Linked DNA regions of Homo sapiens: region 1 is linked to region 2. The links are chromatin contacts, found by Hi-C or POLR2A ChIA-PET in ENCODE. All regions are on one chromosome and are shown on one strand. Each heading gives the region's core, a stretch centred on a gene start or an enhancer-like site at or near the end of the contact. The rest is flanking DNA. Distances are from core to core; before and after follow the strand shown.

Region 1 (6,532 bases), core at 935-3,434, 420 kb before region 2:
GGCTTGTATATTACTCTTATGTAGATCTGCATTGTCAAGTACAGTAGCTACTAACTACATGTGGTTACATTTTTCTTTTTTTTTTTTTTTGAGATGGAGTTTCACTCTTGTTGTCCAGGCTGGAGTGCAATGGCACAATCTCGGCTCACCACAACCTCCGCCTCCCAGGTTCAAGGAATTCTCCTGCCTCAGCCTCCCGAGTAGCTGGGATTACAGGTATGCACCACCATGCCCAGCTAATTTTGTATTTTTAGTAGAGACGGGGTTTCTCCATGTTAGTCAGGCTGGTCTCGAAATCCTGACCTCAGGTGATCCACTCGCCTTGGCCTCCCAAAGTGCTGGGATTACAGATGTGAGCCACCACGCCCGGCCATGGTTATTTAAATTAATCAGTAGGGTGCAGTGGTCCCAATGTGCCAACAGCTCCAGCTACTTGGGAGGCTGAGGTGGGAGAATTGCTTGAGCCCAGGAGTTTGAGGCTATAGTATGATATGATAGCTCCTGTGAATAGCCACTGCACTCCAGCCTGGCCAACATAGCAAGACCCCATCTCTAAAAAAGTAAGTTAAAATTAAATAAAATTTAAAATTCAGTTTTTCGGTCACATTAGCTCTATTTCAATTGCTCGATAACCACATGTGGCTAGTGGCTCCCACATAGGGCAACACAGGTAGGGAGCATTTCCATCATTGCACTGTCTATTGGACAGAGCTGGTATAGACAGATTAACTTGGTTAGAGGAAGTAATATCAGTTTCCTCTAACATTGGTAAATCACTAGATCTGTTCATACCACTCCCAGTTGCTCCTTCCCCTGTGTTCCCATTATACTTTGTTCACGCTGTCTATTAAAGCTCTTAACCACTTTTGGTAATAATAAATAACATTTACTGAGTATTTGCTACATTCTATGCCTCTAGAACATTTCACAAATAGGTAACATCATTCTCAATCCTAGGTCTGTCTGACTCAAAAGTCCATGTTCTTCATCTCCAAATTAGACTGCAGATACAGACTGTCTTAATTGCCCTTGACAAGCCATAGTATAGTACCTAGCAGATAGCAGGGTCTACATTAGATGCTTGTTGAAAAAATAAATATGTAAACTGTTATATAAATTAAATAACCATTAAAATATTAAACATTTATATGCTTCTTGATTGTGTTCTGCTTCACTCATCTCAGCATCTATTTCTATAATGCTACCATTCTCTTTAAGTTACCATAACTTTAAAATGTTTTAATATCGGGAGGTCTAGTTTTCCTACCTATTACTCTTAATTTTAAAGGATGTCACTTGGGTAGTTTTATGTTTATTTTTCCAGATGAACTTTCTAAACATTTTGACAAGTTTGGGCAGAAAAACCTGTTGCTATTGTGTTTGGGATCACATTAAATTTATAGATTTGGAAAAAATATATATCGTTTCATATTGAGTCTTTTCCAGGAAAAAATTATATTGTTTTTTAAATTTAAATCCTTTTTATGTTGCTCAATAGAGTTTTAATAAGTCCTTCATATTTCTTAATCACTTTATTCCTGGTTATTTATTTGCCATTTTTAATCAGACTTTGCTTTATTATAATTATTTTTCTTTTTTTTTTTTTTTTGAGACAGAGTCTTGCTCTGTAGTCCAGGTTGGAGTGCAGTGGCGTGATCTCAGCTCACTGGAACCTCCGCCTCCTCAATTCTCCTGCCTCAGCCTCCCGAGTAGCTGGGATTACAGGCGTCCACCACCACATCAAGCTAATTTTTGTATTTTTAGTAGAGACGGAATTTCACCATGTTGGCCAGACTGGTCTCGAGCTCCTGACCTCAAGTGATGTACCCTCCTTGGCCTCCCAAAGTGCTGGGATTACAGGCATGAGCCACCGTGCTGGCCAGAACTTTGCTTTAATTGTTATTTAAAACTAGCAAACATTGCTTTTTCTTCCAATAACATTTCCTTCTTTCTTTACTCTGAAACCCTGTGATTCAGGTTTAGCCAGTTAGACAACCCCATTCCTTTGGCCAAAAGTGATTAGTTCAGGAATGGGAAACCATCCAAGTTGGACCAATTAGAGTAAATCCTGTGGCTTCTGTAAAAACAACTGAGAAAATCTACTCTTGTTTTCCTGCTCAACTTGAGTTTGGAGAGATGAAGACCTGGGTTCCTAGCAAGTCATACTGCCACCTCATGGAGCCTGAAAACAAAATCAAAGTGAAAGAAAGTACAGCTGAGAGCTGGAGAAATGCCAGGTTCTGTTGAGATCACTTGATGCCTTGAATCTACCTGTGTATCCCTTATCCTGGAAGGTAGTCAATACATTCTGTTTTGCTGAAGACAACTAAAGCTGTGTTTGTAATCATGTACAACTGACAAATTCCAGAATATACATTAAGCATAAATGTGACGTCCAAGATATATCCATCTAGGCCTACTTTATAAAGAATATTTTAAAATTTAGGAATGATATTAAATTTTATCAAATGTTTCTTTTGGCTTCTTTAGAGATTACTGTTTATTTTTATTTTCCCCCATTAATATAAAAGTTGTGCTATAGACTTCCCAATATTTTGTTCTTGAAGTTTTGTTCACTGCTGTTTCCCTAGTATTATACATATATAGTAGCATATATAGTAGGCCCTCAATAAAATATTCAGTGAATGAATTAACTGCTGTACTCAATATACAAATATTTTACTTAAGATTTTTTTTTTTTTTTTTTAGGCTGGGTGCAGTGGCTCACGCCTGTAATCCCAGCACTTTGGGAGGTCAAGGCCTTTTTTTTTTTTTTGAGACAGAGTCTCACTCTGTCACCCAGGCTAGAGTACAGTGGCGTGATCTCAGCTCACTGCAAGCTCCACCTCCCAGGTTCACTCCATTCTCCTGTCTCAGCCTCCTGAGTAGCTGGGACTACAGGCGCCCGCCACCATGCCCAGCTAATTTTTTGTATTTTTAGTAGAGACGGGGTTTCACCGTGTTAGCCAGGATGGTCTCGATCTCCTGACCTCGGTATCCGCCCGCCTCAGCCTCCCAAAGTGCTGGGATTACAGGCATGAGTCGTTTTTTTTTTTTTTTTTTTTGAGACGGAGTCTCACTCTTGTTGCCCAGGCTGGGGTGCAATGGCGCAATCTCGGCTCACTGCAACCTCCGCCTCCTAGGTTCAAGTGATTCTCCTGCCTCAGCCTCCCAAGTAGCTGGGACTACAGGTGTACGCCACCACACCCGGCTAATTTTTGTATTTTTAGTAGAGATGGGGTTTCACTATGTTGGCCAGGCTGGTCTCGAACTCCCAACCTCAGGTGATCTGCCTGCCTCGGCCTCCCAAAGTGCTGGGATTACAGACGTAGCCACCACACCAGGCCTACTTAAGATTTTTTTATGTTGACAACTAAGACTCGTCTCTCATTTCCTTTTTTAGTCTTGGGTAGGTTCTGGTATCAGTGTTATGTTATGCAAATTTTCCTTCTTTTTCCGTGCAGTTGGAGCATTCATTTTAAAAGGGATTGGGGCTGGGCACAGTGGCTCATGCCTGTAATCCCAGCATTTTGGGAGGAAGATTCTTGAAGGAAGAGCGAGACTCTGCTCAAAAAATAATAAATAAATAACTATATAATAAAAAAAAAACCATTGGAATTATCTGCCTTTGCATTTGAAAATGTTCACCTCACTTGTAGAGTCACCTACTCCATGGCCTTTTGTGAGGACTGTCCCTCGATAATTTTCTCAATCTCTTTCTTCTTAGGTAAACTTTGTTAATTTATTTTTTTTTTCTAGAAGACATCCAGGTTTTCAAATTTATTTACAAAAACTTTTTATTATTTTTAAATTTCCTCTGTATTAGTGATCATTTTCCCTTCTTGTTTTTAATTTTTACAGTAGGCTGGGCTTAGTGGCTCACGACCATAAACCCAGCACTTTTAGGAGGCCAAGGCAGGAGGATCACTTGAGCCCAGGAGTTCAAGACCAGCCTAGGCAACATAGCGAGACCCTGTCTCTACAAAAAATACAAACATTAGCCGAGCATGGTGATGCATGCCTGTAGTCCCAGCTACTCATGAGGCTGAGGTGTGAGGATTGCTTGAGCCTAGGAGGTAGAGGCTTCAGTGAACTGTGATCATCCCACAGCCCTCCAGCCTGGGTAACAGAGGGAGACCCTTTCTCTCTCTAAAAAAAAAAATAAATAAAAATAAAAATAAAAATAATAATTTTTACACTGTGATATTTCAAATTGGTTTTTTGGGTTGTTGTTGTCATTGTTTGAGACAGGGTCTCGCTCTGTTGACCGGGTTGTAGTACACAGCTCACTGTAACCTTGAACTCCTGGGCTCAAGTGATTCTCCTACCTCAGCCTCCCAAGTGGCTGGGGCTACGGGTGCATGCCACCATGCCCAGCTAATTTTTAAATTTTTTGTAGAAACAGTGCCTCACTATATTGCCCAGGCTGGTCTCAAACTCCTGGCCTCAAGTGATCCTCCTGCCTTGGCCTCCCAAAGCACTGGCATTACAGGCATGAGTCACCAACAGCTGGCCCTCAAATTGGTTTTAGGTTGTCTGGACAAAAGTTGTATCTACCAAACTAAATGTGTACCAAGTGAGATATCCAAGGTCACTTAGCAAACATTCTGTTAGGGATAATGTAAACATGAAAAGAAATTTAAGGATTTTTTTTTTTAAGACTGTTTTTGGAAACAACCAAGAGGAGAGACAAAAGGCACTTCAGTGAGGACTTTAAGCCAGTGACAGCAGGTCTTATTCAGTATGCTCATTTCCTACTCTGATGTATGGATAAACACAATATGCCCCATAGAGATTCTCTGTGGTGCAGTTCACACTAAGTGATTGGGGTTAAATAAATACAAGATTTCCAAATAGTTTAGAATAATAGTAGATCAGTCTGAATCACAGCAGTCGTATGGAGACATTATTAGGTAATCTCTTGGAAAAATAAAAAATCAGAATAACCAATTATATCCACCAAAAGAAAACACTTCATTTCACTTTTGCTATCTTAAAGGGATCAAAAAATTCTTCCAAAGTAGGCATGTAGGGCAACACTGCAATCTTTCTAGATTAAGTATTCTCCTTCTGCAGGGAGTAGCGTAAGACATCAGTATATAAATAATTGCTGCTTGAAATGGAAAAATAAAATAATAAAGGGATGCAAAAAACTGTCCAAAGTAGCAGTCCACCCCCTCACAGCTGTAAATTACTCATCAGTCATTAATGTCATTGTTCTGAGCTGGAGTTGAATCAGCCATTACCCTGGCTGGAGTGAAGCAGAATTTAATCTATCTTTTCATTATAAGGCTTTTACTCTATGCATCAGTAGCAGAGGAAAAACCAATGCTTTATAGCAAGAATTCTATCCAACTTGACTCTGGAACAATTTGGTTCTAGGTGAATCAGTTACTGTCAGTAAAAACAAGAAGAGTAATTCCTTCCTTGCCGATTTTCTGTCACAAACAATCTACAGAGATAAAGGAAGAACAGAAATGTTTACTTTTATATTTGCCTCACATTCTCTTCAATCTAGCTACTCAGATTCATTAACATATGCTTTGCTCCATATATACCATGATTAAAGGCAAATGCTTTAAATAGAACAAACCGTATGAAATATTAAAATTTCTTAACAATTTTGAGTAGTAATTCTCTAATTTTTATAAAAATATTTTCTTTGATCCTGTCAAATATGTATAAGCCTAAGACATTAATAAACATGACTTCATTAAGAAATAGAGCCTCATAATTTATCTGGAAAAAAATGTACAATGACCTATGCAATTAAATCACATTTGCATATCTATCATAAAGAGCTCTATTTACTGGTAGATATAAAATTTAATATAATTAGTGAGAAGTTGTGTTACAACTGATTTCTTGAATTTTTGTATCTTTTAACTTGATACAAAGTTAAGGTTTTTTTTTTTGTTTTTTGTTTTTTGTTTTTTTTTGAGACAGAGTTTCACTCTTTCTCCCAGGCTGGAGTGCAGTGGCGTGATCTCGGCTCACTGTAACCTCCACCTCCTGGGTTCAACCAATTCACTTGCCTCAGCCTCCCGAATAGCTAGGACCACAGGTGTGCACCACTACACCGGCTAATTTTTGTATTCTTTTTAGTAGAGATGGGGTTTCACCATGTTGGCCAGGCTGGTCTCAAACTCCTGACCTCAGGTGATCTGCCCACCTCAGCCTCTCACGCTGGGATTACGGGTGTGAGCCACTGCGCCTGGCCTAACTTGGATTTTTAAAGGTAAGCTAAACATTTCAAATAGGTTTTGCTCGAATTCTCCCTCACCCACTCATCTTTTTTGTAATATCTTCACATTCCTCACTTTAATCTTTCCATTCATGTAGGTATCACTTATGACAATCTCCTGTTGCTCCAGTTACCTTCTAAATACTACTCTACCTTTTTCAAAATACACATGTATTTTTCTCTTCTTCCCTTCCTTTTATTGATTTATTTGAAAAAAGTTGCATTTTTTCTCCCCTGCTACCACTACATAAACAACCAGCAGGTAAATGTAATTAGATTTAGTATTTT
Region 2 (5,901 bases), core at 436-2,935:
TGGAAGCACAGAGGGAACAATGTCCTGGCTTCACAGTGAGACCTGGGCAGGTTACTCCCTCTGCCTATAAAATGGGGGCAGGAATATACAATGCTTTTCTCTCAGACTTGATAGCAGAGCTGAGGCCAGACTCCCTTAGTTCTTTGTTTTGCCCAGAATAGTCCCACATAGGGAAGAATCTGCCACATCCATTGTGGACTTTTTGGTGTATTTTCAGAAGGTGTGTGGTGACTGAAACCCATCTCCAACATCACATCTTTCTGCAGAGTAGTTTGGTGCTGTTTGAAATGGTGGATTTTCCAAGTAACAGAAACAGTGGGCCTGGGTAGATTAGGGAGCTTGGCTTCAGAGGCCAGGGTGCATACTTGGGTGAGGAAGTAAATCTGTAACCCAGGAGCCACCCTGACAGGTGCTCAGCCAGAGGAAGGCTGTCCTGAGAGGCAGAAATGGCCATGTCCCCTCACCCTCCTCTGCTCAGCTGCCTTTGGCTCAGCTGCTGTTAGGGGAGCAGCAGGAGACAGCTGCACCTTGGGGGCTGAATGAAGCCTGGAGGAGGGGGACAGAATGTGAGGCAGTTCCTGAGGGAAGCTCAGGCTGACACTGTGGGTGTCGCTTCCTTGGCACACCCACTGCCGGCAAAGTCATCTAGTTCCAGAGGTCTCCACAGTGGCTGTTTCTGGGAATTTGGGTCGGTAGGTCTGAGACCAAGCACCAGCTTTCTAGAGATGGTGTCTAGCTGGAGAAGCTGACTCCACAGGTGGTGGCGGCTTGGTCATTCCAATGTCAATTTAATCTAAGGCATTACTCTGGTATTCTCTGTCCTCCCATCTCTCTACACCTATTACACATGCACACTCCAAATCCTTTGGAGGGAAGGCATTTGAAATAGTCACAGTTGACAGTTACTGGTTTGATGTTGATAATTTTCTTATTAATGGAGATAATAGCTACCATTCATTTAGTGATCATGTTAAGTGCATTAGTGGGTTTTCATAGTAACCTATGAGTGGATTTATTCTCCCTATTTCACAGATGAAGAAATTGAGGCTCAGAGTTTGTTCATCAAAGCTGGAAGCATTTTAAGGAGCAGTCTGTCCCAGGGAGTCAACTATATGGTATAGAAACCCTTCTTCTATAGCCACGTCTCCCTGGAAAATACTTCTCAATATTTCAGCAGCACCTTTAGATATCAAGAATTGTGAAGGGAAAGGTTTTAGTGAGAGTAACATCTGTGTCTTTGTATGTGAACCACGGGGCTGGGAGGTGGGTGTGAGCTTGTGAGCAGCCAGGATGAAGGGCAAGTGAAGGGTCAATGAAGCGCAGAGCCTCAAGGCTTGTCTGGGCTCTAAAATCAGAATGGAAAACTAATCAATGAGTCCTTTTAGTCAATCCATATTGATCAGCCATCTCCTGGGGGCAGAGGCCTGGACACCCAGAAAAACATCACATCACATGTTTGCTGATTTGAAGTGAGCAGAGGTTAAAAGAAAAGACATAGTCCCTGCCCTTGAGGAGCTTGTGGTGAATTTGGTAGAGAAAAGTATACAGATGGGTCACTTGAAAGGGTGTGGACATCAAAGGACAAAGCAAAGTCCAATGAAATGAGTCAGCAAAGCTTCCAGCATGGAGGCATATGGAGGGTAAAAGCCAGGGAAAGACAGATTTTGGCTCAGTATAGTGAAGACTTTGGTAACTTGGCAGCCCAAAGGTTGAAGGGCAGTTGTTAGAATCAGTGAATTTTTGGCCATCGGAGGTATGTATTCGAGCAGAGGCTGGGAAGGCAGGGGAGCCTTCAGACATCTGGTGAGTAGTCACATTAGGAGGTTTGTAAGTCCTTTCCAACCCTGAGCTCCTATGGCCCTGCCCTGTTCACGGAGGGTGTTGGAAGGACTGTCTGCCCTATCAGAGTGGCTGGCTTCTAGCACCCTGCCAGCTCTGGAACTGCCCCTCTTTGCAGCCATTCAGCAGGTGCCAGGAAACACAGTGTTCCCCAGCCTTGCCACCCACACCTTATGCCTGCCCCCAGGATCATGGGACACATGGCAGCAGCTGGGGGAAGATTTGGGCTTAATGTATTTTGGTTTATTGCCTTTGTCCACCACAGACCTTGTTGGACAGACTTGCTGAGGTTTCCTTGAAAGACACAACCCAGTGATAGCCTTTGGTCCAAGGACTCTCTGACTGTATCGTCAGTGACTCATCTATCTCACTGGGGAAGGGATGTACAATTAGTTCTTGCGCCACTTTAGGGAAACTTAGCTACTGAAAGGCAGAAGTGGCCATTGCTAGTCATGCAGATCTGAAATCCTGATTTCCTGTGGTAATTGCTCTTTATTATCGGCTTTGAACCTGGGCCCTGGGATGGCCCACATGCAGCCTCCTTGCTTAGGTCCTGTGCCATACAACCTGCACCTATGGGTGGGCAGGAAAGACCTAGTGGAGGGGGCCAGGACATATCATGTTGGCCTGACCTAAGCAACGGAGCCCAAGACAGCAGGCTAGAGCTATGGTGGCTGAGCTGAGTTTCCCAGCTAGACACTCCCCTAGACACTTGGCTCAGATACCATGCCCTAGCAGTGCCTGGGGAGTTGTACTGTAGTCAAGGCCATCAATGCCTGGTGGGATGTTGAATTTTGAGGGAGAACTAGCGCTCCAAGAGTTAAGCCATGCTGAAGCAGAGTTGGCCAGGCCACCTGCTGGCTGGAGATGAGGAAGAGCACTCGGTAAATCCCCAGTGACTGACGCAAGGGCTGCTGTATCTTGGCCCTGCAGGTATTAGACCCTGCCTCCATCACACAGAATGTAAGAGCTAGACTTGGGAGAAGTCCAGTCTTCTCTTTCAGTGGGGGAAACAGAGGCCCAGAGAGGGCAAGGGACTTTCAGGCAGTGAGATAATAGCCAAGTTGGCATGGGACTTGTGCCCAGGCCAAGTTCTCTCAGAGCTCTCCGAATGCTGCAGTAGGTTAGCATGCAGGGCTTGTGCAGGTGGGATGGCTCAAAGTCAGTCTTCAGCTTTTATTTCACCCAGCATGCCTCATGTTAGGCCTGTGGTACAGTGATTAGAAAGAGATTAGACCCCAATATTCTTGGCTTAGAGCTAAGTTCCGTGGTCCCAGGACTTGCTTGGGGCCTCACTTTCCTCAAGGCAAGCTGGTACCAACCTGCTGCCTGGGCAGCAGGTGCCAGAGAAGAGCTGGGATTCCAGCCACAGCTGAGGATGAGCTGGTTGGGCTGCCTTTTGAAATGTGTCTGTGTCCACACTTGGAATTCAGCTGAGGCCACGGGGAGGGGCATGTTATAATAGAGGAAAACAAGGGTTTCTGCTGGGGCCTGTCTTCCCTGATGTAGGCTTTCTCCTTACCCTAGGCCACAGGACTCTGGAAGCACGCAAGAGGTATTCTTAGAGTGCATACATGAGTATTGGAGGCCCAGGGCTTTGAACAGTGGGGCTTTGTATAGTCCAAGCTTGACATTTGGGGCTGATGGTAGCAGCAGCTGCTGCTTCTGCAGACTTCCAACTGCCATTGGTTTCTCTCTTTATGTCTTTGTTTTCCTGAGTACAGCTTCCGATCCCCTGATCTACCCCAGGTCTTTTCCGGGAGCCTCTCTGTACCTTTAGAGGTTCCCTTTCAGGGAACCCAAGCTGCTGCCCCCATCCTACACGTCCTCCCCCTTCACTCAGATCCTGGGCCCTCTCCTGAATCACTGCATGTCCAACCTTTCTCCAGCACCTCCTGCTGCTGCCTTGTTCTCTTATCTTCCTCCAAGGCCTATAGTAGCATACAGCATATCCTCCTTCCCCCACTGCATCCACTTTTAGAAGGCCAGAGCTGTAAGGAAGCTTAGAAATCATCTAGTTTAATCCCCTCATTTTCAGGTATGGAAATTGAGACCCTGACAGGTGAAGTAAGTTGCTCAAGGCCACCCAGCTAGGAAGGTTTCTCCTCAACCGGCTGGCTCATGAACACCCTGCCATCTTCCAGTCCACCAGTGCCAAACAGCCAATAACATCTCCAGTAGCAGCCCCATTGTTTTTCTCAGCCTGATCTTACCTGCTGCCCCAGGCCCTCTTCCCTCCCCTGGCTGAGTTCTGACTGGTCCCAACCAGTGCTACTGGTTCACAGGTCAGACTGAAATACAGCAGGCAGGCCTCTGGCACTTCTACCAACAGAGAGGGCCGTGCCTGTGGGTCTCAGTTTTGTCCAGAGTGTATTCAGGCAGAAGCCAGTCAGCCTGCCATTGAGAGAGGGGTCTTGCGGGTCAGGAAGGGACATGCTTCTGGAAACTTCCACAGGAGCCTGACCAGCTCAGACCCTACTTAGCTCAGGGAATCCCTCACCAACACCCCACTCACCAAGCATCTGCCTTCCCCTAGCTGCTGCTCTGACCTTTCTGAGCCTCTAATGCCTCTAAAGCTTCTGGGGCATCTGTCCCCTCGGCATCTCACCTGCTTGTCAGAGGAAGAGTGGCCCAGCTGGGCCTGGGTCACGCCTGGGTTGGCCTCTCCTGAGGCCCTCCCCACTGTCCTCAGCCACAGGCAAGGCTACACCGCCCTGTTAAAGCCACTCAGCCTCTCCCTTCTATCCTTCCAGCAGATGATCCCTGGATAATTTGTGCAGCAAATCCTCTTTAATCTGTAATCTGGGGTACTGCATGAAGGGAACCTGCCTCTAACCTGCCCCTTCACAGCTCGGGTGGAGGTGGAGAATATCTGACATTCCCCTTTAGGAGGTGTAGTGATCAGTAACTTGGGCATCAGCCGGATTCACTTTGTGAAAACCTTGTTGAATCCCTGCGGTAACTAATGGTTTCTCTCCAACTCATGCAGCAACTCCCCCTCCCTTCCAAAGGCGTCTCCTTCTGGGGATGTCAGGTGGGCCGTTCCTTTTTCTTTGGGAACTGGCTCAAGCCCCCGCGGTGCTTCTGGAGCTGAGTAAAAAAGAGCCAGGTGTCCAGTGCAGCCCGGGGACGAGGAGCTGAGGCTCCCCGCTCTGTCCTGGGTGACTCTGCATACTCTGCGCATCCGGGGGTCGCGGGCTGCGAGGCCGGCCCCCAGCTGGGCACCCCGACCCACTTCGCGCCGGCACCGCTAGCAGCTGAGGTACAGGCCCCGCCCCGGGGCCGACTCGCTCCGCCCCCGCCGCCGGGCCCCTCCCGCAGCGGTCCGCACTCGGGGAGGCGGGAGGGTGACGGCGGTGCTGCGAGGTCGGCGCGCAGCTCCGCCGCGGGTCGCTCGGGCGCTGTCCAGGCGGAGCCGGCCCCGCCCGGGCTGCAGCCATGGTAAGGCAGGCAGGCAGGCGGGCGGGCGCGGGGCAGGGCTGGGGTGCGCAGGGCCGGTCGCTCCCGGGCGGCTGCAAGGGGACCCGCGGCACCGCAGCCGCGGCTGTGCAGGGTGGGAGGCGCCGTCGCCGGCCCCGGGCACAGGCTGGCACTGCTGCCGGGCGGCGGTGCGTCGCTGCTCCCAAGTTTTTCCCTCTGAGCAGCCACGGAGTGGGCGCCAACCCCTGGGTGATGCCTGCGCTCTAGGACGAAGGGGTGGGTCCGTGCTGAGGGAGGTGCCCGCTGGTGGAGACGCGCTTGTTGGGCTGGGGAAGGCGCATCAGTAATAAGCGGAGGTGAGGGTCCCCATCCTCGCCTGGGTCAGCTTTTACCTGAGTAACCCCTCCTCACCCACCTACCCTGGGCACAGGGGCCAGTACCAACTTCATTTGGAAAACGCAGAGGAGGCCCACAAACACTGCCTGCCTCACCAGGAGGGATGGTAAGACGCTTGGCCCCTCCTTCCCTCAGCCTGACAAGGGGCAGTCCCTGGCCCTTTCCCAAAGGGACCCCAGAGAGGGGGAGGCCCAGCCCACCATCCTGCCCGGTGGGATTAGCTATATCCTTCTGCCCCTGGGACAG

What was found. Hi-C counts contacts between places; a loop is a spot of excess contacts on that map. ChIA-PET counts read pairs that join two places held with the same protein, here RNA polymerase II (POLR2A). Pooled maps may share reads with other maps.
Region 1: a loop to region 2 is called in a map of mammary epithelial cell, with 7 times the contacts of the local background. The contact joins two enhancer-like sites. A Hi-C loop is called at or near these places in 1 of 168 maps with a recorded cell type or tissue (mammary epithelial cell) and 1 of 50 pooled maps. POLR2A ChIA-PET finds 5 or more read pairs at or near these places in 1 of 52 experiments (activated T-cell).

The regions. Positions count from the first base shown.
Region 1 is chr17:58,955,843-58,962,374 of GRCh38, reverse strand. All of the region lies in intron 2 of PPM1E (protein phosphatase, Mg2+/Mn2+ dependent 1E), which reads right to left. Among named protein-coding and RNA genes, the nearest start is that of TRIM37, 150 kb to the left of the region's middle. Within about 2 kb of position 2,184, at least 2 of the 41 ENCODE cell types and tissues checked have a DNase peak (open chromatin) inside an H3K27ac peak, as active enhancers do.
Region 2 is chr17:58,531,340-58,537,240 of GRCh38, reverse strand. The region is part of intron 3 of SEPTIN4 (septin 4); the gene reads left to right. All of the region lies in intron 2 of SEPTIN4-AS1 (SEPTIN4 antisense RNA 1), which reads right to left. Among named protein-coding and RNA genes, the nearest start is that of SEPTIN4, 10 kb to the left of the region's middle. RefSeq lists a silencer at 4,980-5,429 and an enhancer at 5,527-5,901. Within about 2 kb of position 1,685, at least 2 of the 41 ENCODE cell types and tissues checked have a DNase peak (open chromatin) inside an H3K27ac peak, as active enhancers do.